Linked DNA regions of Homo sapiens: region 2 is linked to region 1. The links are chromatin loops, found by intact Hi-C in ENCODE. Cell type or tissue: mammary epithelial cell. All regions are shown on one strand.

Region 1 (5,000 bases):
AACATAAGCTCTATTTTTGATGATTACAGGTCATGATTTCCACAGCCTGACTGTTTTTGGCAACATATTATTGTGTTAAATGGCACATAAGCAGTTTTCAAATTCAAACCATGAGATTTTCATCCTTTTTATCTCCCCTATTTGCTAATCATAGCCTGCTTTTTCTAGATCTTCTCTTTGGCTGTGCTATTAGAGAATCCTAATCAAAATTTCCTTAGGGAAGATTCTTCTTTGAGTTGATCACTGAATACACTTTTTTTTCTACTCATCAGACCACTCGTTGTGAGTAATTGAAACCTATAGATGGCCTATTGTCTAGTTTAGAGAACTGAGTCAATTTCTCTTGGCAAAAAGTGGCTAGGGCATTGAATTGAGATGGAGCATCTATCTACTATAGGGGAGAAAAGTTTGCTGCCAGATCAAGTTGGAAGATCATCTCCTCTAAGTCATATGCCACATTATTTATCTCGCTCTACTTTTTTCATTTCTACTGGGCAAGTTCTATTTACCCCCAATTCTTACATACAAAATTGTGTGTGTTCATTTTTGCCCTTATGGTATGTTGGATACAATGGAGGCCATCTGTCTTTTTTATTTTCCAACAGTATGTTCACTTCTTATATGATGCCTATTAAGAATTGTTAAAGTGAATTAAGTATGGCCTGACAAGGACTCTGTACTTCTATATTTGACTCTTTGTGGACTAACCGTAACCTAACTTAATAGGTAGACAAGATTGAAAACCTAATTTAGGAGTATGTGCCGGTAACAATAGCTGAGTCTTGGCCAATCCCAGCAGCCATACTTCAACTACTCACACTGCTGAGTGTTCAAACTGTGTTCAAATAAGGCAGACCCCAATCTGTAACCAATCCAGCTGTTTCTCTACCTCACTTCCAATTTCTGTACATCGCTTTGCTTTGTTTGTCTATAAATTTGTTCTGAACCTGAGGCATCCATAGAGTCTCTCTGAATCTGCTGTGATTCTGGGGGCTGCCTGATTCGTGAATTGTTCATTGCTCAATTAAACTTTAAATTTAATTTGGCTGAAGTTTTTCTTTTAAAAGTACAGAGGAAAACATTGCAGCAATTCAGTGTTTCTTGAAGGAAGCAGAGAAAAAGTCCTTCTGTCTTCTGCATTCTCTTCAAACTATCTGCCAGGTGGGCTCTCACCTCCTCCTCTCTGAGGCATCAGCCCAATAGAGGAGGCCTGGGAATCTGTGTCCTCTACCTTGTTACCTTATTCTTTCTTTAACCATTATTCTGTAAGGAGCAGTCTCAGGTGGCTTCCTACTATTGGAAGGAGTGTCCATTCTACATTCTGTCGGAGCCTCCCTAAGGTCATACAACATGGATCTTGATGCTAAAGATATAGGATGACTTGGAACTACGGATTATTGAGAATGAAAAGATACCACTTTAATTCCTCTTTCTCCAAAATAAAACCCTATTTTATTATTATTATTATTATTATTATTGAGATGGAGTTTTGCTCATTGCCCAGGCTGGAGTGCAATGACATGATCTCAGCTCACTGCAACCTCCGCCTCCTGGGTTCAAGTGATTCTCCTGCCTCAGCCTCCTGAGTAGCTGGGATTATAGGCACCCACCACCACATCCAGCTAATTTTTGTATTTTTAGTAGAGACAGGGTTTCAACATGTTGGCCAAGCTTGTCTTGAACTCCTGGCCTCAGGTGATCCACCCGCCTCTGCCTCCCAAAGTGCTGGGATTTACAGGCGTCTGGCCCCTATTTTATTACATTACAAAAAAGGGGCTGTAGTAGTCATATTTTTGTAACCTACTTGAAAATATCATGGACAGCTTTCTATGTCCTCAAGTATAGGCCTGCATTGTTATTTTCATTAACTCCATGCTATTACACCATAGTATACCTGACCTTTATTTGTTAACTTAAAAAATGAAGGATTTCATTAATAGAGCTCTTTTGTAGTAATTACTATGATTTCTTTCAGGCCAGAAAGTTGCTACTTCTGTACATTGGCATATTTTTCTCTAGCTGTTAGAAACTATTCAAGTCCCTTAAGGCTTTTAGAACATCCTAAACTTGATGCTCATATCAGCTATTAACAGTCAAACAATTGCCGGTGAGATTATAAAGTCCCATAGAGAAGATTAGAATGAATTTCAGAAAAATTCCCTAACTTTCAGAATCTACTGATTAACAGAATTTAGATACCTACGTCTAGCTAAAGCTGGGCCTAGGTTCTCTGGACTTATGTTATGTGGCACCATCATTATTCATGTGATGTGAGAAATAACCCACCTCAAAATGATTTGTCAATATTTGAATACCCTGAAATCTCACCTACAATAACTTCATTATTTTACCTTGCATTTTTGGTTCCATGGTTATGAAATGCTGTTGCTGTTGGCATCATTTATGCTATGATATAAATGAGCTTCAGAAGCTGTGTGTGTGTGTGTGTGTGTGTGTGTATGTGTGTGTATGTGTGTTTTCTCACATCCCTTCTTGAAAAACCATTGTGAGAAGAAAAGCGGATAATCATATTGAATATCTAATGCAGGAAGGTGGCCTGATGGGTATGGAGGGGTGGAGGTGGGGCAAGGGTGAAGGTTCCATGAACTTGATGTCTGGAATCACTACAGGGTCATTTGCCTAGTCATAGTTTTTCCCAGCATAATTTCTGATGGGAGCATAGATGACAAAGAAAATTTCAAGCCTTATGAGGAATAAAGGGAAAATTCTCATGCCCCATGGACAGATCTGATAAGGAGCTTCAACAAAAAAGACTTGTTTTATAAACTTGAAATGAGGAGAGATTTTCTTTACCATTCAACAGATGGTAAAGGAACCACAGGCAAGAGAGCCTGAAGATGCTTTGCAGGTCTAATTTACTGTCAGTTGAGCGCCCCCTGGGGGATAGCCAGTGGAGAAGGTGGTCCAGGTCCCTGAATATTGGCCATTTTCCTCTTTTGAACAGTCTTTGGGGCAGTGCCTGATTTGACTTGGGAATTAAAAGAGGCTTGAGGCTCATAATCATTTATAAGGGATCAGTAATAATTCCAGCTCTGTTTATGTTCAGTAGTTGTAAGATTAAGGTAAGTGGCATACTTTGCAATCCGCAGGTTGCCACAGGGATATTAGCAATCATTACCGCAATGACCACTCACTCCCTATAAGGCTGCCTGAGATCTCATATGGAAGAGAATATAATTTTATTTTCATAAAAACCCTAAGAAGAAGGGAAGGAAACTACTTTAATTTTCCAAAACGAAGCTAGCTTTATTTTGTCTGATAGTAGAATACATAAAATATTATAGAATATGTTTATATAGAATATTTTAGTAATATACTGAAATGTGTAGAGTATTCAAACATTAACATAACAAAGAAAAGAGACTACATCTTTTGAACTTTGGAATGTATCACTAAATCACCCTCCAAAGAGACTAGATCAATAAATATACTTACCAGAAGTGTGTGAGAGCAGCCTATTGCTTGCACACTTGCAAATCCTGGGCTTTGTCCATCTTTTTAATTATAACCAATCTGTTGTTTTTTTTGCATTTCTTTGATTACTAGTGAGGCTGAACATCTGTTCATATATTTACTAGCCCTATTTCTTTTTAAATTGTTTATTCATTTTTTTTTTACCCTTTTTTCTTTCTCTTTTGTGCTGATTTATAAGAACTTGAGGCACTATGGGTATTTACCCTTTTCCTGGCACATATGTTGCAAATCTTTTTCTCCAGGTGTTATCTTTTATCCTTGATTGCAATGTGTTTGTTATTTAAAAACTTTGTTTTATGCAGTTAAATACAGTAATATTTTCATTTATGGTTTCTGGCTTTAGCACCATTGCATGGAAAAACTTTCCTTATTTAAAGATGTAAAATTATTCACCCCTAGTTTCTTTGAAAATAGCATTTATTGAATGTCTACATATGCCAGGAGCTATGTTTGGCTTATTACATGTATAAGTTTATTAAATTTTCACCACAGTCTTATGAGGTAGGTATTACCATCATCTCCATTTTGCAAATTAAAAATTGCAGGTTGGAAAACTGATTTACTCATGATCACCAGGCCGAGAAGTGGTAGGCCCATGCTTAGAGGTCAGACTTCTGACTTCATGGAATATAAACTTTCCAAGTATTTAATATCCAGAGATGATCCTGCCTACAGATATTAAATTTGAATAAATTCATAAATTAGAATCTATTACAAATACTTTCCCTGGAATAAAATGCCCAATCTTGAAAAAATTACTTTAATAGCTTCATGGGTGCTAGATAATAAAAAAAAAGTAGTGAATATGGCTGAGAATGCCAAGAACCAGTTTATAGAGCAAAATATATTAATTTCCATAATGTAGATGAATAGACTATTTGGGTTTTTGCAGTAAAGAAAGATTTTAATTGACGTGAGGCCAGCCACCCCATGTGGGAGAAGAACAGAGTTATTACTCAAATCAATCATATTGAAGGCTTGTAGGTTAGGTTTTTTTCCAAAGGCAGTTTGGGGGAAGTGATGGGGGTGGCTAGGCCTTACTGCTGATTTGTTGGGTCCAAGATGAAACCATAGGGTTGTTGAAGCTGTCCTCTAGAACTGAGGTGCTTCTAGGTGGGGCATGGAAGTGTGAAATCATCAGTCAGTGAGTCCAGGTGGAGTCATGGGTGTCACATGTATATAAAACCTGAAAAGATAGTTCAAAAGGTCAATCTACAACAGTAAATTTGCATATTTTGTGACCAGTCTACACCTTAGCAGAATTCAGTTTCCTCTCCTCCCCCTAGCATGAGGGCCTTTTGTTATCTATACAAAGGTGGTTGAGTTTTTGTGAAAGTCCTATTATCATTTGAACTATAAATTCAATGTCTACCAAAGTTAGCTTAGCCTAAGCCCAGGAATTCTTAAGGGAAAGGCAAGATGGGGAGGGCAGTGGGTTAGATCAGATCTCTTTTACTACCATCATGTTCTGTTATAATTTATGCAAAGGCAGTTTCAATGTCACA
Region 2 (5,000 bases), 420 kb before region 1:
TTCCCAAATCTTTAAATGACGGCTCCTTCTCATCATCCAGGGATTGGCTCAAATGTTATCTCCTAAACAGATTATCTCACTGGAAAGTAAATTCCCTGAGAGCAGAGACCTTGCCTATTCATCCGCTCTATCATCCTGCTCCTAGAACAATGCCTGACCCATAGTAGCTGCTCAATAAATATTAATTTATTCATCGACTGGCATATGAGTTCAGGTTTCTTGCTTGTCTGTTTAGATTTGCAATTCTGTTTTGTCAAGATCTCTAATATCTATATACTTTATCAATAATCTATTTAGCTTCAAGTTAAGAGCATTGACTTTGGTGTCTACCAGACCTACATTTTATATTTATTTATTTATTTATTTTTAGATGGAATCTCACTGTGTCACCTAGGCTGGAGTGCAGTGGCGCGATCTCAGCTCACCGCAACCTCCGCCTCCCAGGTTCAGGTGATTCTCCTGCCTCAGCCTCCTGAGTAGCTGGGATTACAGTCACACACCACCATGCCCAGCTAATTTTTGTATTTTTAGTAGAGACGAGATTTCACCATATTGGCCAGGATGGTCTCGATCTCCTAACCTTGTGATCTGCCCACCTCAGCCTTCCAAAGTGCTGGGATTACAGGTGTAGGCCACTGTGCATGGCCCAGACCTACATTTTAATATTGGCTTCAGCCAGGTATGGTGGCATGACTATAGTCCCAGCTATTTGGGAGGCTGAGGAGGGAGGATTGCTTGATCCTAAGAGTTCAAGACCAGCCTGGGCAACATAGTGAAACCTTGTCTTTGACATTTTTAGCTATATAACCTTGGGCAAGCCGGGCGCGGTGGCTCACACCTGAAATCCCAGCACTTTGGGAGACCGAGGCGGGTGGATCACGAGTCAGAAGATCGAGATGATCCTGGTTAACACGGTAAAACCCCATCTCTACTAAAAAAATACAAAAAACTTAGCCAGGCGTGGTGGTGGGCGCCTGTCCAGCTACTCGGGAGGCTGAGGTAGGATAATGGTGTGAACCGGGGAGGCAGAGCTTAGAGTGAGCCGAGATCGTGCCACTGCACTCCAGCCTGGGTGACAGAGTGAGACTCCATCTCAAAATAAAATAAAATAAATAACCTTGGGCAAATTATTTAACCCCTCTGTGCCTCCATTTCCTCATTCTAAATTTTTACAAATAACAATACTTTCTCCATAAACTGATTTAAGAATTAAATAAAATATAATATGTAAAAAGCTTAGTGCAAGGTTTGGCACATGATAAGATCTCAAGCAATACAACTGATTGATATTATAGATAAATGTCATTATTATTATTTGTGCCACTTTTTTCAAGTGCACTTTGCCCTAGGAACAGTGTGACTTAATGAACTTACCAGCTGATGACTCTGTTCCATCAAGGGCACGTTCTATACAGTTCAACTCCCACGTGTTTATTAAGCAGCCACTATGAGTAAATCTTAAAGCATGGGTGGGGTTTTGAGAGGCTAGAGATGGACATGTAAGGGCATCTCACATTGAAAGGAACTGCACAAAGGAAGACAGAGGTAGAAAGTTCCAAGAACAGCAAATAGTTCAACACAGCTAGACCACGCATAATATTCAGCCACTTACTCATTTTTAAAACAATTTCCAACCAGCTATGATTAACAGGCACTGTGCTAAATGCTGGGATAAGCAGGAACAGAATGTGGTGCCTGCCCTTAAAAGCTTGGTTTAGAGGAGAGACATAGTTGTCAACACTGTGTGGCCTGCCGCTGTTGCATGAGCTATGCCACATGAACACAAAAGCAAGCAAGCAGCATTTTTCATGCAGGGAGGAAGAGAGAGAGAGCTGAGAATGAGGGCTGGACCCATTGCAGAGGCCTTAAAGACTAGGCTGAGATGACTGTTTAATGAAGAACCAGTAAAAACGTTTTGAATAGGGGAATGATATGAACACTTGAACTGGAAAAAGCAAATAGAACAGTATTTATTTTAGAACACACCCATATTCACCCATGCTGAGAGCCTGGACTATTATAAAGAAAACAAGGCCGGGTGCGGTGGCTCACGCCTATAATCCCAGCACTTTGGGAGGCCAAGCTGGGTGGATCATTTGAGGTCAGGAGTTCGAGACCAGCCTGGCCAACATGGTGAAACCCCGTCTCTACTAAAAATACAAAAATTTGCTGGGAGGCTGAGACAGGCGAATCGCTTGAACCCGGGAGGTGTAGGTTGCTGTGAGCCGAGATCACACCACTGCATTCCAGCCTGGTGACAGAGCGATGCCCTGTCTCAAAAAAAAAAAAAAAGAAAAAAAAAAACCAGCAATATCCTTTAATTAAATCAAGTCAGGATCTCTAAAGTTGACCACCATAGAAGTCTCTTTGCATGAGAAGGGACAACAGGACTCGGAAACCTAGACTCTTGCTCCTTTCTCTGGATGCAGCTGCTTTTCTATGGCTGCTGTGATCACGTGGCCTCCAGAGGGCGCTGTCCCCTGCAGCTCTTCAGATCAAGCTGTGGTTTTTAACCCTGAGCAGCATCGGAATCCCCTGGACGGCTTTCATCATTCGGTCTCACACCAGAGTTCCTGATCAGTAGATGTGGGTGACACACAGGAACCTGCATTACTCCCGAGTCCCCAGGGAGATGCTGCTGCTGCTGCTGCTGGCCCTGAGACCACACTGTAAGAACCCTGCTCCCAAGGATCTAAGGCCCTTCTTTATGTCTTCAGGAGCAGGGCCAGAACTTTAAAAGGAAACCTTACTAAAAATAATGAGGATATATATATATCCTCATTATTTTTATATATTATAAAATATATAATATATATTCTCATTATTTTTATATATTATAAAATATATAATATATATGTGTGTATGTATATATACATAGACCCATATATTGATTGGGTCTAGCTCTGTTGTGTGTGTGTTTTTTTCCAAGTGTTTTTTTCCAAATGTGTATGTGTGTGTGTGTATATATATATACACACACACACATACACATTTGGAAAAAAACACACACACAACAGAGCTAGACCCAATCATATAATATTGCTTATTCTTTGTGCCTCTGAGCTCTGAGAATCACCTGAGCTCTGGTTTTCTGATTGAGAATTGGCCCCTCTTCCCCAGCTCCCTGCTTTAGGGCAGATGAATACCCCTCATGAATAACATAAGAGGTTTTATCCACTGGCCTTCACAGGAACAAAGCCAGTGAGAGCGTTACACAGAATACAACACAAGAACTGTGTAACCTGAATGAGGAACATACATATAAAATAGCAGAAAGCTTTTATTTCCTTAACAGTTGATATAGTTTGGATGCTGGCCCCACCCTAATCTCACATTGAAGTGTAATCTCCAGTGTTGGAGGTGGGACCTGGTGGGAGGTGATCGGATCACGGGGGTGGATTTCTCAGGAATAGTTTAGCAACATCCTCTTGGTCCCATCCTCATCATAGTGATTTCTCGCAAGATCTGGCTGTTTAAAAGTGAGGCACCTGTCTCTCTCTCTCTCTCTCTTGCTCCTGTTCTCACCAGGCAATGTGCCTGCTCCCACTTTGCCTTCCACCATGATTAGAAGCTTCTAGAGGCCTCCCCAGAAGCAGATGCCACTATGCTTCCTGTACAGCCTGCAGACCATGAGTCAATTATACCTCTTTTCTTATAAATTATCCAGTTTCTTTATAGCAGTGCAAGAATGGCCAAATACAACAGTGTTTCATTTATTTTGTAGCACCCACCAATTCCTAGGGCAGAGTTTGTACCTGATGAGTGCCTAATAAATGTCTAAAGTGAATTGAATTATAAGACGCAACATTTCTTCATGCATAGAAACACAACCTACTTTATTGATGTTACTCGTTTGTTCTCATCTACCTATATTTATCTGATGAACTTTGAATCGTTTATTACTTTTAACATTGCTACAGCTTCCCAGATAGCACAGCTTAATAAATACCCATTCATTCTTTCTTTCTTTTTTTTTTTTTTTTTTTTTTGAGATGGAGTTTCACTCTTGTACCCCAGGCTGGGGTGCAATGGCACAGTCTCGGCTCACTGCAACCTCCACCTCTCGGGTTCAAGTGATTCTCTTGCCTCAGCCTACCAAGTGCTGGGATTCCAGGCATGCGCCACTACACCCGGCTAATTTTTGTATTTTTAGTAGAGACGGGGTTTCACCATGTTGGCCAGGCGGTCTCGAACTCCTGACCTCAGGTGATCTGCCCGCCTTGGCCTCTCAAAGTTTGCAAACAGCTACTCAATTTTTATTTTTTTCTAATTTATTTGTTTTTGTTTCTCTCACCTGGTCTAGGAACAAGGAAATATTTTCAATGGTTTTATTCCTGGATGAGAATCCCAAGGCCACATTCTATTAGACTCAGCTTCTGAATGGTCTTTTAAACACAAACATGGCTGCATGAAGTTCATGTCACAAATTTGATGTCATGAAAGAGAAATTTAGTTCATTAGTCACCTGGGGTGGATAAGACGGGTAGACACTGCATATATAAAGGAATAATCCATGAGTGATTGAGGCTAAAAGTAATCCTCTTCAGAACTAGGTCAAGCAGTTTATATAGGGTTTGGATGGTGAGTCAGCCTGGAGAGGCTTGGACTTCTAGGATGAGGAACTTGTGAGGGGTGTGTGTGTGTGTGTGTGTGTGTGTGTAGCTTGGTTAAAATAGTGATTCATCTTTCTGGAAGAGCCTCTGTCTCTCGCTCTCTTTGTCTTTTTCTCTTTTTTCTCTCATGCTCTCTTCTTCTCATTCTCACACATTTGCTCTTGTTCTCACGCTTTCTAGAACAACTCTTTCTCTCTCTCAGGCCTGCTTTGACTCCTGTTTCTTTCTGGCACCCCTTTTTAAGAACTAGTGCGAGGCTTTTGCCTGAGACATGACAGAGCAGGTGTGTTAGTCTATTCTGACACTGCTATAAAGAAATACCTGAAACTGGATAATTTATAAAGAGAAGAGGTTTAATTGACTCATGGTTCTACATGCTGTGCAGGA

What was found. Peaks named below come from ENCODE experiments on the same cell type or tissue, not always from the same donor. Only the 100,000 strongest peaks of a DNase experiment are listed, where the experiment ranks them.
Region 2: it touches region 1 in a loop (11-fold over the local background); 21 of 110 quality-filtered maps call a loop at or near these places.

The regions. Positions count from the first base shown.
Region 1 is chr9:71,602,547-71,607,546 of GRCh38, reverse strand. No RefSeq gene overlaps it. Among named protein-coding and RNA genes, the nearest start is that of CEMIP2, 160 kb to the left of the region's middle. In mammary epithelial cell, a CTCF peak has its summit at 2,907 (motif pointing left); no DNase peak of the experiment used is centred here.
Region 2 is chr9:72,022,643-72,027,642 of GRCh38, reverse strand. No RefSeq gene overlaps it. Among named protein-coding and RNA genes, the nearest start is that of C9orf57, 35 kb to the left of the region's middle. RefSeq lists an enhancer at 2,316-2,610. In mammary epithelial cell, a CTCF peak has its summit at 2,465 (motif pointing right); DNase peaks (open chromatin) are centred at 1,502, 2,512 and 4,602; H3K27ac peaks cover 756 bases.